Regions from separate parts of the Homo sapiens genome. Here region 2 is linked to region 1. Evidence: chromatin contacts called from ENCODE Hi-C or POLR2A ChIA-PET data. All regions are on one chromosome and are shown on one strand. Each heading gives the region's core, a stretch centred on a gene start or an enhancer-like site at or near the end of the contact. The rest is flanking DNA. Distances are from core to core; before and after follow the strand shown. Region 1 overlaps LOC124904486 (a long non-coding RNA gene). Region 2 has its middle 34 kb from the start of ATP2B4.

Region 1 (5,884 bases), core at 1,548-4,047:
GGGAAGAGGTTGGACTGGGACCCAATACAGCTGCCTATGTATCTGAGAAGACGCTATTTATAAACAGAGAAGGTATTTATTGGCTGGACAATCCTGAGGAAGTCTCCCACTTCTCACTCTCATTCATAAAGTGGGGATCATGATCACTACCTCTCAAGCTTACTGTAACATTGAATGAGGTAATGAATATGAAAACACTCAAAATCTATAAAGTATCTACAAACCTGGAAGATTATAATTCTGCATTTGTACAGTAGAAATAACAGTACCATGGTTGCTATTAGTGCCCAGCCAAATCCCCTTTACTGGTCTGGTGCAACCCTCCATCCCTGCCCACCGGCTGCTGTGAGGTTTGGCTGGTAACAGTTCACAGTTATTCCCTCTGCAGAGACTTCCCCGGGAATGGAAGCTGCCTTACTTGGGGCTTGCAGCCGATGCTTGTCTGACACAGGGGCAGGAAAGGCCAGTCCCCGACCTCAAGACAAGATGAACTCTGGTGTAGCACATGCTTCAGGGATCCCCATGAAATCAGGCCGCAGCTCAGCCACAGCTGACACCACAGCCTGGCTCCCTCCTTCCCCACCCCACTCTCCTTCCTTTTCTTTCTTCTGAGGGTTCTTCCCCAACAGAAGAAGATATGCATGAAATCTGTCCCAGGCTCTGCTTTTAAGGAATCTGGTCCACTTGTCTGCCGTACAAAGTTGCTATGAGGGTTAAATAATATAATACAGATGAAGAGATTAGCCCAGTGCCTGGCATATACAGTGCATATCCAATTAATGTTAAAGATTGCCATTATCCATGAGACTGGAGCATCAGGAACATCTTAGTGTAATAGTGAGGTGTGGAAATCTGGTGAGTGAGTCAGTGGATTGAATTTTACATGCTTAGGGACTGGGGTGGGCAGAGAGAAGGGCAGCTGGGTTTCCTTGGGTATCACTGGTTGTCTCAGCTTTGGGCAGTGAGGGTCCTTTACACAGCTAGGGAAAAGTTCCAGTCATTACATACTTCTACCAGCAGAGGACGCCACTTCCATACAAATAAGTGTTTCCTCTGCTATCTGATGCAGTTTTCATCAAAGCAGTCTAGGCTGGCAGGAAAGATCAGGTACATGACAGAGCAGAAAGTGCCTTCAGATTTGCACAGATAATAGGAGAGGGCAGAACAGGAAGAAACAGTGAGTTAAGCTGTTCAGGAAGCTTCGTGGGAGGTGAGGCCTTGAGCAGGGCACTCTAGCACCAGAAGGAGTATTGAGTGGAGATGGCATTCCCAGGGAAGCCACTACCCTAGGCAAGGTGACCAGGGCCTGAGCCAGGGCCGTGGCAGGGAGGCAGCCACGAGAGGGTATGAAGGACACCAAACACAGGGACAGGACTGATTTCAGCTGAGAGGTCTAGGAGGAGATCATGGGCCCACCAACATGGGGTAGACGTCAGGAAGGAGCACGTTTTTATAGGACAGAGCACACTTCTCCAACTGGTTTGACTGCCCTGTTACAATGTCCTCTGCAAGCCATCATTCTGTAGGATTCCTGTTTTGTGTGGATTCTAGAAACCAGTGAAATATTCAGAGGTGTTAATAGCATCAAGATTTCATTGGTTCTTTCCATTCTTTTTATTTTTATTTTTTGAGATGGGGTCTCAGTCCCTGCCCCAGGCTGGAGTGCAGTGGCACCATCACAGCTCACCACAGCCTCAACACCCCAGGGCTCAGGCGATCCTCCTGCCTCAGCCTCCTGAGTAGCTGAGACCATAGGTACGTACCACCATGCCTGGCTAATTTTACATATATACACATATATGTGTGTATATATAATTATATACGTATATATACACATATATACATATATAATTATATACATATATACATATATACACACACATATATGTGTATATATATACACACATATATATGTATATATACACATATGTATATGTGTGTGTGTGTGTGTGTATATATATATATATATATATATATATATATATTTGAAGAGACAGGGTCTCCTTACGTTGTCCAGACTGATCTTGAACTCCTGGGCTCAAGCGATCCTCCTGTCTCAGTCTCCCAAAGTGCTGGGATTACAGACGTGAGCCACCGCGCCTGGCCAGCTTTTTCCGTTTTGAGTAGAGACGGCAAGAAGCGCCCCACAGCTTGCCCTTGCTTCGGAACTCGGGGTTGTGAATCAGTCAGGATAGAAATTAATGGTGCAGTGGGAATAAAGAGGAATGTTAGATGATCTCGCAGGGGTGGGGGAGAACCCAAAAAGAAAGAACGAACGTGAAGAAGCCTAGCTCTCCGAGACTGGGGTTCAGTCCTTGCTGGAGAAAGTGCGTTGCAGCCCATTGAGGGCAGAAGAGTTCTCTGGGTTGTCCCTGGACAGAACCGGGCCACAGTCAAGAGAGCGAACATTGTGGGGAAGAGAACGGCAGGCCACGGCTCAGGGGCTGGAAGCCCCCTGCTGGGGTGCCCACAAAATTCCTCCGGAAGTTGCTGTTGGGGGATGCGCTGAACTCATGGCAAAGCCACCTAGGACTCACGCAGAACTTGCTGGGAAGCTGCCCCCGGGGAAGTGCGCATGCGGGACTTCGCAGGAAACTGGCTGGGTCAAGTCGGCTCCACCAGGAATCCACCCAAGACGGTGCGGCTGAACTCGCCACTGGGAAACTAAGTGGGACACCCACAGAACTAGCCGTGAAGATGCCTGCGGAAGTGCCCTGAAACTGAGCTGAGAACCCCGGGGGTTCAGAGTCCCGAAAGCAAGTAGGAAGGAAAGCTTAAAGAAACCGCAAGAGAAGTCTCTTCTTCTCTCTGTCCTCTAGCGCCCTCTACTGACACAGTTTAACACTGTGCCCGCTGGCAAGGGAGAAACGTTTGGAGCCAGAGAGTAATAAACTGGTAACTGGTACAGGATGTTAGCCAACTCCACTGAGGATGGGAGAGCTCTTCTATAAGCCCTTTTTGAAAAATAGTACTTGAGGACATAGTCCTGCCAGCTAAGAAACGAATCAAAATAAATAATTCAACAGAAAAAATGTAAAAGAAAAGGCAAAGAACAATCAAATCAATAAAACTAAATGAACGAAATAATTATAATTAATATAATATGAAACTAATCATTATTATTAAAATTAAATATAATAAATATTTCATGATTATAAATTGGGGTTTTTGTATCACAATTTACTTTGACAAAAACTGGGAGGTAGCAAAGAAAGAGTATACTATTAATAAAAAGTGAGAGGTGGCAAAATAGTATGCATGTATCTTATTGATCGATATGGCCTTATTCTTGATGTTAAGACATTTAGGCCGGGCGCGGTGGCTCACGCCTGTAATCCCAGCACTTTGGGAGGCCAAGGCGGGCAGATGGCCTCAGCTCACCAGTTCGAGACCAGCCTACGCCACACGGTGAAACCCCGTCTCTACTAAAATACAAAAAATTACCCGGGCCAGCCGCCCCTTCTGGGAGATGGGGGGGCGCCCCCGCCCGGCAGCCGCCCCATCTGGGAGGTGGGGGGCTCCTCTGCCCGGCCGCCCCGTCTGGGGGGTGGGGGGCCCCTCTGCCGGGCCGCCACGTCTGGGAAGTGAGGAGCCCCTCTGCTCAGCTGCCACCCCGTCTGGGAGGTGTACCCAACAGCTCATTGAGAATGGGCCATGATGACGATGGCGGTTTTGTCGAATAGAAAAGGGGGAAATGTGGGGAAAAAGAGAGATCAGATTGTTACTGTGTCTGTGTAGAAAGAAGTAGACATAGGAGACTCCATTTTGTTCTGTACTAAGAAAAATTCTTCTGCCTTGGGATGCTGTTAATCTATAACCTTACCCCCAACCCGGTGCTCTCTGAAACATGTGGTGTGTCAACTCAGGGTTAAATGGATTAAGGGCGGTGCAAGATGTGCTTTGTTAAACAGATGCTTGAAGGCAGCATGCTGGTTAAGAGTCATCACCACTCCCTAATCTCAAGCACCCAGGGACACAAACACTGCGGAAGGCCGCAGGGTCCTCTGCCTAGGAAAACCAGAGACCTTTGTTCACATGTTTATCTGCTGACCTTCTCTCCACTATTGTCCTATGTCCCTGCCAAATCCCCCTCTCCGAGAAACACCCAAGAATGATCAATAAATACTAAAAAATTAAAAAAAAATTAGCCAGGCGTGGCAGCGTACGCCTGTAATCCCAGCTACTTGGAAGGCTGAGACAGGAGAATCACTTGAACCTGGGATGCGGAGGTTGCAGTGAGCCGAAAGCATGCCACTGCACTCCAGCCTGGGCGACAGAGCGAGACTCCATCTAAAAAAAAAAAAAAGGAAGTTAAGAGATTTTAAAAATAAAAGGTATCAGCCAGGTGCAGTAGTTCACCCCTATAATCCCAGCATTTTGGAAGGCCAAGGTGGGAGGATTGCTTGAGCCCAGGAGTTTGAGACCAGCCTGGGCAACATATTGAGAACCACCCCCCACCCCCATCATCTCTACAAAAAAGATAAGTTGCCGGGCAAGATGGTGCGTGCCAAGCTGGTAGTCCCAGTCCTCGGAGGTTTGAGCCCAGGAAGTCAAGCCTGCAGTGAGCCAAAATTGAGTCACTGCACTCCAGCCTGGGCAACAGGGAAAGAACCTGTCTCAAAAATAAAAAGATAAAAAATAAATAAAAGTTATCCATCCGCTAATAGAATAAAAGCTGAATGGAAAATTCCCAAGAACCTAGAGAGAAAGAGTAAGAAAAAAATGGATTAATATAGCAAAAGACAAGAAAATAATAAAGAGGAACAAAAGATATATAATGTGTAACATAAAATTACAGTAGGTAAATCATGCTAGTAATGATAAGCAATGTGAATGTTTTTATAACACAGGTTTAAAGCAAAATATTTTTGAATGGTTACAAAATAATAATATAGGCAAAGATATACAAAGTAGATGAAATTTACACAAAAAACAGAACGTAAAATTTAAGACAAAAAAGCAATGGCTGGGAAATAGAAGGCATAAAATATTCACCATGTGTTTATAACCATTATAAACCTTAAGACATTAAATAATGCTATCTCAAAAGATAAAATGTGAAATATATCAAAAATTCAGGAGTTGCCTAAACCACAAATCATATAGGAGAAGAGAAATTTTTAAATACTGCTCTCAGCTGTCGAAGATTGAGTTTTTGAAAGAATAAACTAAGATACAGAAATGGCAGCTTCTGGCAATAGCAAATTAGCTAATTTGGACCAACCCTCCTGCTAACGACAGTGAGGTGAGCTGAATGCTTGCTTGAAAGCATAGGAGCCCTGACAAAATAGTACAGAATCCTGGGCTAAGATCCGGAAGAAAGCGGATATCCTGACAGGTGAGCTGCATTTGGGCCACTTTTGACCTAACAATATTTGCCAATCAAGAAAAGACAGCTGAGAGGTTGAACATTATTCATGAGAGCCACATGGGGTTAGGGGATAAAAGTTGGAGTCTCCGGGCACAGTGGCTCACGCCTGTAATCCCAGCACTTTGGGAGGCTGAGGCGGGTGGATCACAAGGTCAGGAGTTCGAGACCAGCCTGACCAACATGGTGAAACCCCATCTCTACTAAAAATACAAAAATTATCCGCATATGGTGGCGCATGCCTATAATCCCAGCTACTCATGAGGCTGAGGCAGGAGAATAGCTTGAACCTGGGAGGCGGAGATTGCAGTGAGCCAAGATCACACCACTGCATTCCAGCCTGGGTGACAGAGCGAGACTCCGTCTAAAAAAAAAAAAAATTGGAGTCTAGAACCCACCAAGGTGGGGGCCCTGATAACACCCCACACCCCGCCCTGACACATACTGTGGGTTGGAATCCAAAACAGCTGCATCCCAAGAGCAGGTCATCTATTCCCTGCATGCTGCAGCCCAGCT
Region 2 (5,811 bases), core at 1,619-4,118, 320 kb before region 1:
AAAAAAAGTAACAGCCTGGGCAACATGGCAAAACCCTGTCTCTACCAAAAATACAAACAATTAGCCAGGCATGGTGGCTTGCATCTGTGGTCCTAGGAGGCTGAAATGGGAGGATCACTTGAGCATGGGAGGCAGAGGCTGCAGTGAGCTGAGATCGTGCCACTGCACTCCAGCTTCGGTGACAGAGTAAGACCCCATCTAAAACAAAAACAAAGCCAAACAAAATGTAAATTTCCTGGCCTAGTCAAGATGCAGTCTGTTTTGTTTTGTTTTTAATTTAATTCACAAGAAGGAATGCAGTCCTAATGAGTAGGAAGGCTTACAGGGAGCAGCATAGTGGAGAGGTTGTAGAGATTAGCTTTAGAAAGACCTGGGTTTGGGATCTGGCTCAGTGGCTCACGCCTGTAATTCCAGCACTTTGGGAGGCCGAGGTGGGTGGATCACCTGAGGTTGGGAGTTCAAGACCAGCCTGACCAACATGGAAAAACCCTGTCTCTACGAAAAATGCAAAATTAGCCGAGCGTGGTGGTGTGTGCCTGTAATCCCAGCTATTCGGGAGGCTGAGGCAGGAGAATCAATTGAATTCAGGAGGTAGAGGTTGCAGTGAGCCTAGATCACTCCATTGCACTCCAGCCTGGGCAGCAAGAGCGAAACTCTGTCTCAAAACACACACACACACACACACACACACACACACACACACACACAAGAAAGACCTGGGTACACTGCCACTCACTAGCTACAAGTCTTCAGACAAGTTACTTAACCTTGTTGTGTCCCATTGGCTCCTTTTTTTTTTTTTTGAGTCGGAGTCTTGCCTTGTCACCCATAGCACAATCTTGGCTCATTGCAGCGTCTGCCTCTCGGGTTCAAGCATTCTCCTGCCTCAGCCTCCTGAGTAGCTGGGATCACAGGCACGTGCCACCCCACCACACCCAGCTAATTTTTATATTTTTAGTAGAAACAGGGTTTTACCATGTTAGCCAGGCTTGTCTCGAACTCCTGACTTCAGGTGATCCACCCGCCTCGGCCTCCCGAAGTGCTGAGATTACAGGCATGAGCCATCGTGCCTGGCCCCCACTGGCTCATTTGTAAACAAGGATACACTTTCCTCATGAATTCTTTTAGTGAGGAAGTTATATGATGATGTAGGTGTGTGCTTAGCAGAGGGGCTCTGTGCTAAGTCCTCAGAATGTGGCAGCTGTAACCACCTGGTCCCTGGAAAAACCCAAGGGAAGGAAAGCCTGAGTGTTGCTCATGTCTGACTAAGCTTAGGGAGGCCTTGCTGATTCTTGAAGGCCTCAGGGCCTCCCAGAGTGTATCTGTGCTGCTTGACCGTCTATGACGTTGTCCTAGTTACTGGTGGATGGAAGGAAGTGTGGAGATCACCAGGCAAAGATCACTGGCTCACTAGTGGCAACCCTCTTGCCTGACAGAGTTGGCCTCTATTAGGAACTGCTATGCCCCACCTGGTGGCAAGAAACCCCAAGGGCAGCCGCGGCCCTGCACAGACCTAAAGACCTTCTCAGTCTTCTCCTTTCTTGCATCCAGCTTTGAATCATCTTCAAAGACCTTTGTATCCAGCCCAAAGGCGGAGATACCTTTCCTGTGATGGTTTGTGAGAGCTATGTCAGAGGGTGAGAGGGGCTGAGCGGTGTCGGGGCAGTGTGGTAGACTAGAGTCAGAAGACCTGCGTCCACACTGGGAGCTCCAGATCAATTGCTCCATCTGTAAGCCTCAGTTTCCTCACCTGTATAATAGAGATCCACCTGTGAAGATCAAATATCTGGTAAAACTGTGAGTGTGGAAGCAGGAAAGCTGCAGAAATCTTGCCTTTGTCATTCTGGGTGGTTTTTACAAACATTGTGGAGACTGATAAATGAGTACAGAAGCCCTCAAACCAGTCTCCTGAAACCCAAACAAGATCAGCCAGGGGCTTCATAGCGGCGTGATGCCAGCATGGTGGGTGCTTCTGCTGCTTGGGGGGCCTAGGGGTGGGCAGGTGAGCAGTGTGTGGGAAAAGGAGATTGAGTGGTCAGCTGCAGTGATTTTTCTGGGAGTTTTCTCCACTCACTCAACAATCAAGAATGGGTATGCCTTTATTGGCTCCAAGAAAAGATAAGACATGAGCAGCCCCATTCTTGAGAAACCTTCAGAGGTCATTTGGTCCTTTAGCACTTACGGAGCCACTTGTGAAAAGGGCTGCGAGAGACGCCCAAGATGGATCAGCCATGGTCCCTGCTATCCAGAAGCTTGTAGAGGAAGGAAAGCTACTTCACAGCACACAGGCTGAAATTTCATAAGAGGAAATGACCATTGTGCCAGTTGATCATGTGAGAATGGACGGAATGTAGGGGGATAAGTAGTAAGAGCCAGGGAGGCTTAACCAAGAGAGACTTCCTGAGGAAGACGGAACCTGGACCAGAAGCAAGAGGCCACTCTGAGAAGAGGAGGGGTGACCCAGGTAGAATGCTGGAGAGCAGGGTCTCCAGGAACATGATGTATAAACATCTGGAGAGGAGGGGGCTGCTGGTGGGTGGCCTGGAGCCCTGGAATGCAAATAGACTGCTCTCCAAAGTCCCCACCAGCCAGACAGCTGTGGTGCTGCCTTGTACCCTGGGAGTGAATAAGTTGCTTCTTATTCTCCTCCCAGCCCCCAACTTCCCTGCCCCCCACCCCATCCCCCAGCCTTACTTAGGGATTTCACCTGGTCAATCACCAGAGTCAACAGGCAAGAGCTATGAACCTCAGGCAGGAATGGGAGGAGCTGTCAGAATGAGATGTGAGGCCCCAGGCATGAGGGCTGGAGTCTCAGGGTCTGGCCAGCTCCCGGCTCCTGTAAGCCTCAGCCCAGCCAGAGACGCCAGGCACCTGGGCCCGGCACGGCTCCTCACTTGCTTTGTGTCTGAGTTGAAACCCGCCCACGCTGGGGATGGCAACTCTCTGCCTCTGTCTGCTGGGCCTCCCTGTGGAAGCTAGGCCTGGTGGCTTCACATAAATATTGATTGTCTACTCAGCCATCCCGGCAGGGAGAGAGAGGCCAGGCAGGAGGGGGAGCCCGATCAGGCAGCACTGGATGAATGGAGTCCTGATGTGAGGGAGCTGGGGGGATGCCAGAGGCTAACAGAGGAGAGGCAGGAATCCTAGGGTAGAGAATTCCCCAAGAGGGATAAATGCCAAGTTCAGAATAGCGGTCACCTGGGGAGGAAGAGGAGCATAAGCAGGACCTTCGGGGGTGGCAGCAGTGGTTTACTTAAGCAGGGCTTCACACTCATTAATGCTATTCTTTGTATCTCTTTGTATGTCTGAATCGTTTATAATACATTTGTACCTAGTGACCTGTAGAGGTCCTGTCTTCCTTCCCCCAGCCTCTAGGCAAGACTTCAGTAATCTACCGGACAAGGTGCTGCTCTGGTCTAACTCTGAAATTTTAAAGAGAGATTCCCAAGATGCCAACACAACCCAGGCCCCATCCTGCTTCCAGCCCTTCCTCCAGCTTTGTCAGGGAGAAGGCATTCTTTCCCTTGTTCAGCTAACAAGTCCTGACTGTGTCAGGAGGGAGACCACTGGCTTTGGGGTCTGGACAATGGCCCTGATGTCCTGCTCAGTGTTCTATGCTCTGGTTGGATAGTTCCTGCTCCTTCCACCCTCCTCACAGACCCCACTGTCTGAGCCATCAGTCAGGGAAGAGATGTCTGTTGCCTTTTGGGGGAAATCAGGCCTTCGGGAGAGAAGCAGGCTCCAGAGAACCTTTCCACTATCCTCTTTTCCTTGCTCATTCCTCTCTTCCCAAAACAAATGCCCTTATGAAGGACTTAGGACTTAGACCAGACTAAGAATTTCCGTAAGAAAATGTCTCTCTCTCTTTCCCCACACCATCACCCCCATCCCCTCCGCCCCCCAATTCCTCTCTCTGCTTTTGAACTCCTGGCCTCAAGCGATCCTCCTCCTCCCGCTTCGGCCTCCCAAAGCACTAGGATTATGGATGTGAGCCACCACGCCCAGCCTCCTTTATTTTTCTTGTCAGTTTTTATCTTTCTTCCCTTTCCGTTTCTCTTCCTTTGTTATGACTCTTTTTCCCAAGCCCACTTTCTTTCTGTCATCTTCCTCCCCCTTCTTCCCTCTGTTCCTCTGCCTCTGGCTCCTGCCTTCCAGGGCCTCCCCTGCACTCTCACCTGGCTGGCTCTGTCCCACACTCTCCCTGGCATAGGAGACTCTTCTAGGGAATTCAAGGAAATAAGCAGGAGGCATATTCTGCCTTTGAAACCAGATGAGGGGCTGCTCTCTACTCAAGCCATGCTAATCATTAGACAGTCATTTCTGGGAAGGGCTCTCAGCTCTGGAACCCAAATGGCTCCAGCTCTATGTCATTGCTCCTATTTCTTAAGGCCACTGGTCTCCATCAGGATCCTCTGCAAACCAACAGCCTTGAAACCTTAACAATTATGTCATGTGAGGGCACTCCTTTTGTTGAGTCCACCCTGAGGGCAGAATTCTACCAGACCCTGAAGGGAGGGGATGCTGTTTGGAGGATCAACAAGCCTTTATCTAGTAGGGGAGATGGCACGCTCATGAGTCAGACCTGACACAGCTCAGACAACAAGCAATAAACAGAAAGCAATTTTCTTACTGAGTGCCGAGAAGCCAGATCATTTAGAACAAAACAGATTTAATTAGAGAAGACTTCTTGAAGGGAGTGAATATGGGGCAGGGACTGAAAAGAGAGGTGCTGGTTAGCCAGGCATGGTGGCATGCACCTCTAGTCCGAGCTACATGGGAGGCTGAGGTGGGAGGATTTCTTGAGCCCAGGAGGTTGAGGCTGCAGTGAGCTGTGATCTCACCACTGCACTCCAGCCTGGGCAACAGAGCAAGATCCTGTCTCTTTTTTTTTTGAGACGGAGTCTCGCTCTGTCACCCAGGCTGGAGTATAGTGGGGCGATAGTGGCTCACTGCAACCTCTGCCTCCCAGGTTCAAGCAATTCTCCTGCCTCAGCCTCCTGAGTAGCTGGGATTATAGCATGCGCCACCACGCCCAGCTAATATTTTTTGTATATTTTTTTTTAAGTAAAGACGGGGTTTCACCATCTTGGCCAGGCTGGTCTCGAACTCCTGACCTTGTAATCCACCCACTGAGACCTCCCAAAGTGCTGGGATTACAGGTGCAAGCCACCGTGCCCAGCCCTTCCTGTCTCTTAAAAAGAGAAGCGGTGGGGGGCTGGTGTTGGGAGAGTACTGAGACAGAGAAGAGTGATCTGGTTCCTCTTGAAGCGGGGCTAGTGTGAAGGTACCCATGTTGTGCTGTGTTCAGGGACCAAGGACCTAGTTTGACAGGCTAGGGCCAAGAGCCGTCAGAATGAAGTGAGATTGTCTGGGAAGGGACAGGGGGAAGATTTGTCTCCGCAGAGCAGCCCGGCCAAATTCAAGGATGTCAAAATGTCAGTCAGTGGGATGTGTGAGGGCTTGGGCTGCCACATGCCACACCAGCTCTTCCCATTTCCTGGGAAAAATGCAAATGGTGTTAGTTACTCCCCAAGCTCTGGGCCCAGGCTACATTGCTTTCTGGGAGAACTCCACTCTGTGGGAGGGAGAGCAAGGTTGGAAGGTATTGTGTGATTTCATGACTTTATTATATATGTTGGGGATAAGGTAGGGAGGAAACACATATCAGGATCTTAAAGTGCGTCTCTGCTTTTATGAGTGTGTATCTTCGTATCTGAAAAAAGATGGGCTTTTGTGAATCTGCATGAATGAATGTGTTATGTACACAAGCCCCTGAGCCACACCCCTCCTGTTTTTATTAACAGCCTCTTT

What was found. A loop is a pair of places that touch in the nucleus more often than their neighbours do. ChIA-PET counts read pairs that join two places held with the same protein, here RNA polymerase II (POLR2A). Pooled maps may share reads with other maps.
Region 2: a loop to region 1 is called in a pooled map, with 2.4 times the contacts of the local background. The contact joins two enhancer-like sites. A Hi-C loop is called at or near these places in 1 of 168 maps with a recorded cell type or tissue (naive thymus-derived CD4-positive, alpha-beta T cell) and 9 of 50 pooled maps. POLR2A ChIA-PET finds 5 or more read pairs at or near these places in 1 of 52 experiments (activated T-cell).

What each region holds. Positions count from the first base shown.
Region 1 is chr1:203,264,389-203,270,272 of GRCh38, reverse strand. LOC124904486 (a long non-coding RNA gene) reads left to right here. Exons shown (of 2, transcript XR_007066798.1): 2 at 1-3,159. Among named protein-coding and RNA genes, the nearest start is that of LINC01353, 20 kb to the left of the region's middle. Within about 2 kb of position 2,797, at least 35 of the 41 ENCODE cell types and tissues checked have a DNase peak (open chromatin) inside an H3K27ac peak, as active enhancers do.
Region 2 is chr1:203,589,473-203,595,283 of GRCh38, reverse strand. No RefSeq gene overlaps it. Among named protein-coding and RNA genes, the nearest start is that of ATP2B4, 34 kb to the left of the region's middle. RefSeq lists a silencer at 1,408-1,557. Within about 2 kb of position 2,868, at least 5 of the 41 ENCODE cell types and tissues checked have a DNase peak (open chromatin) inside an H3K27ac peak, as active enhancers do.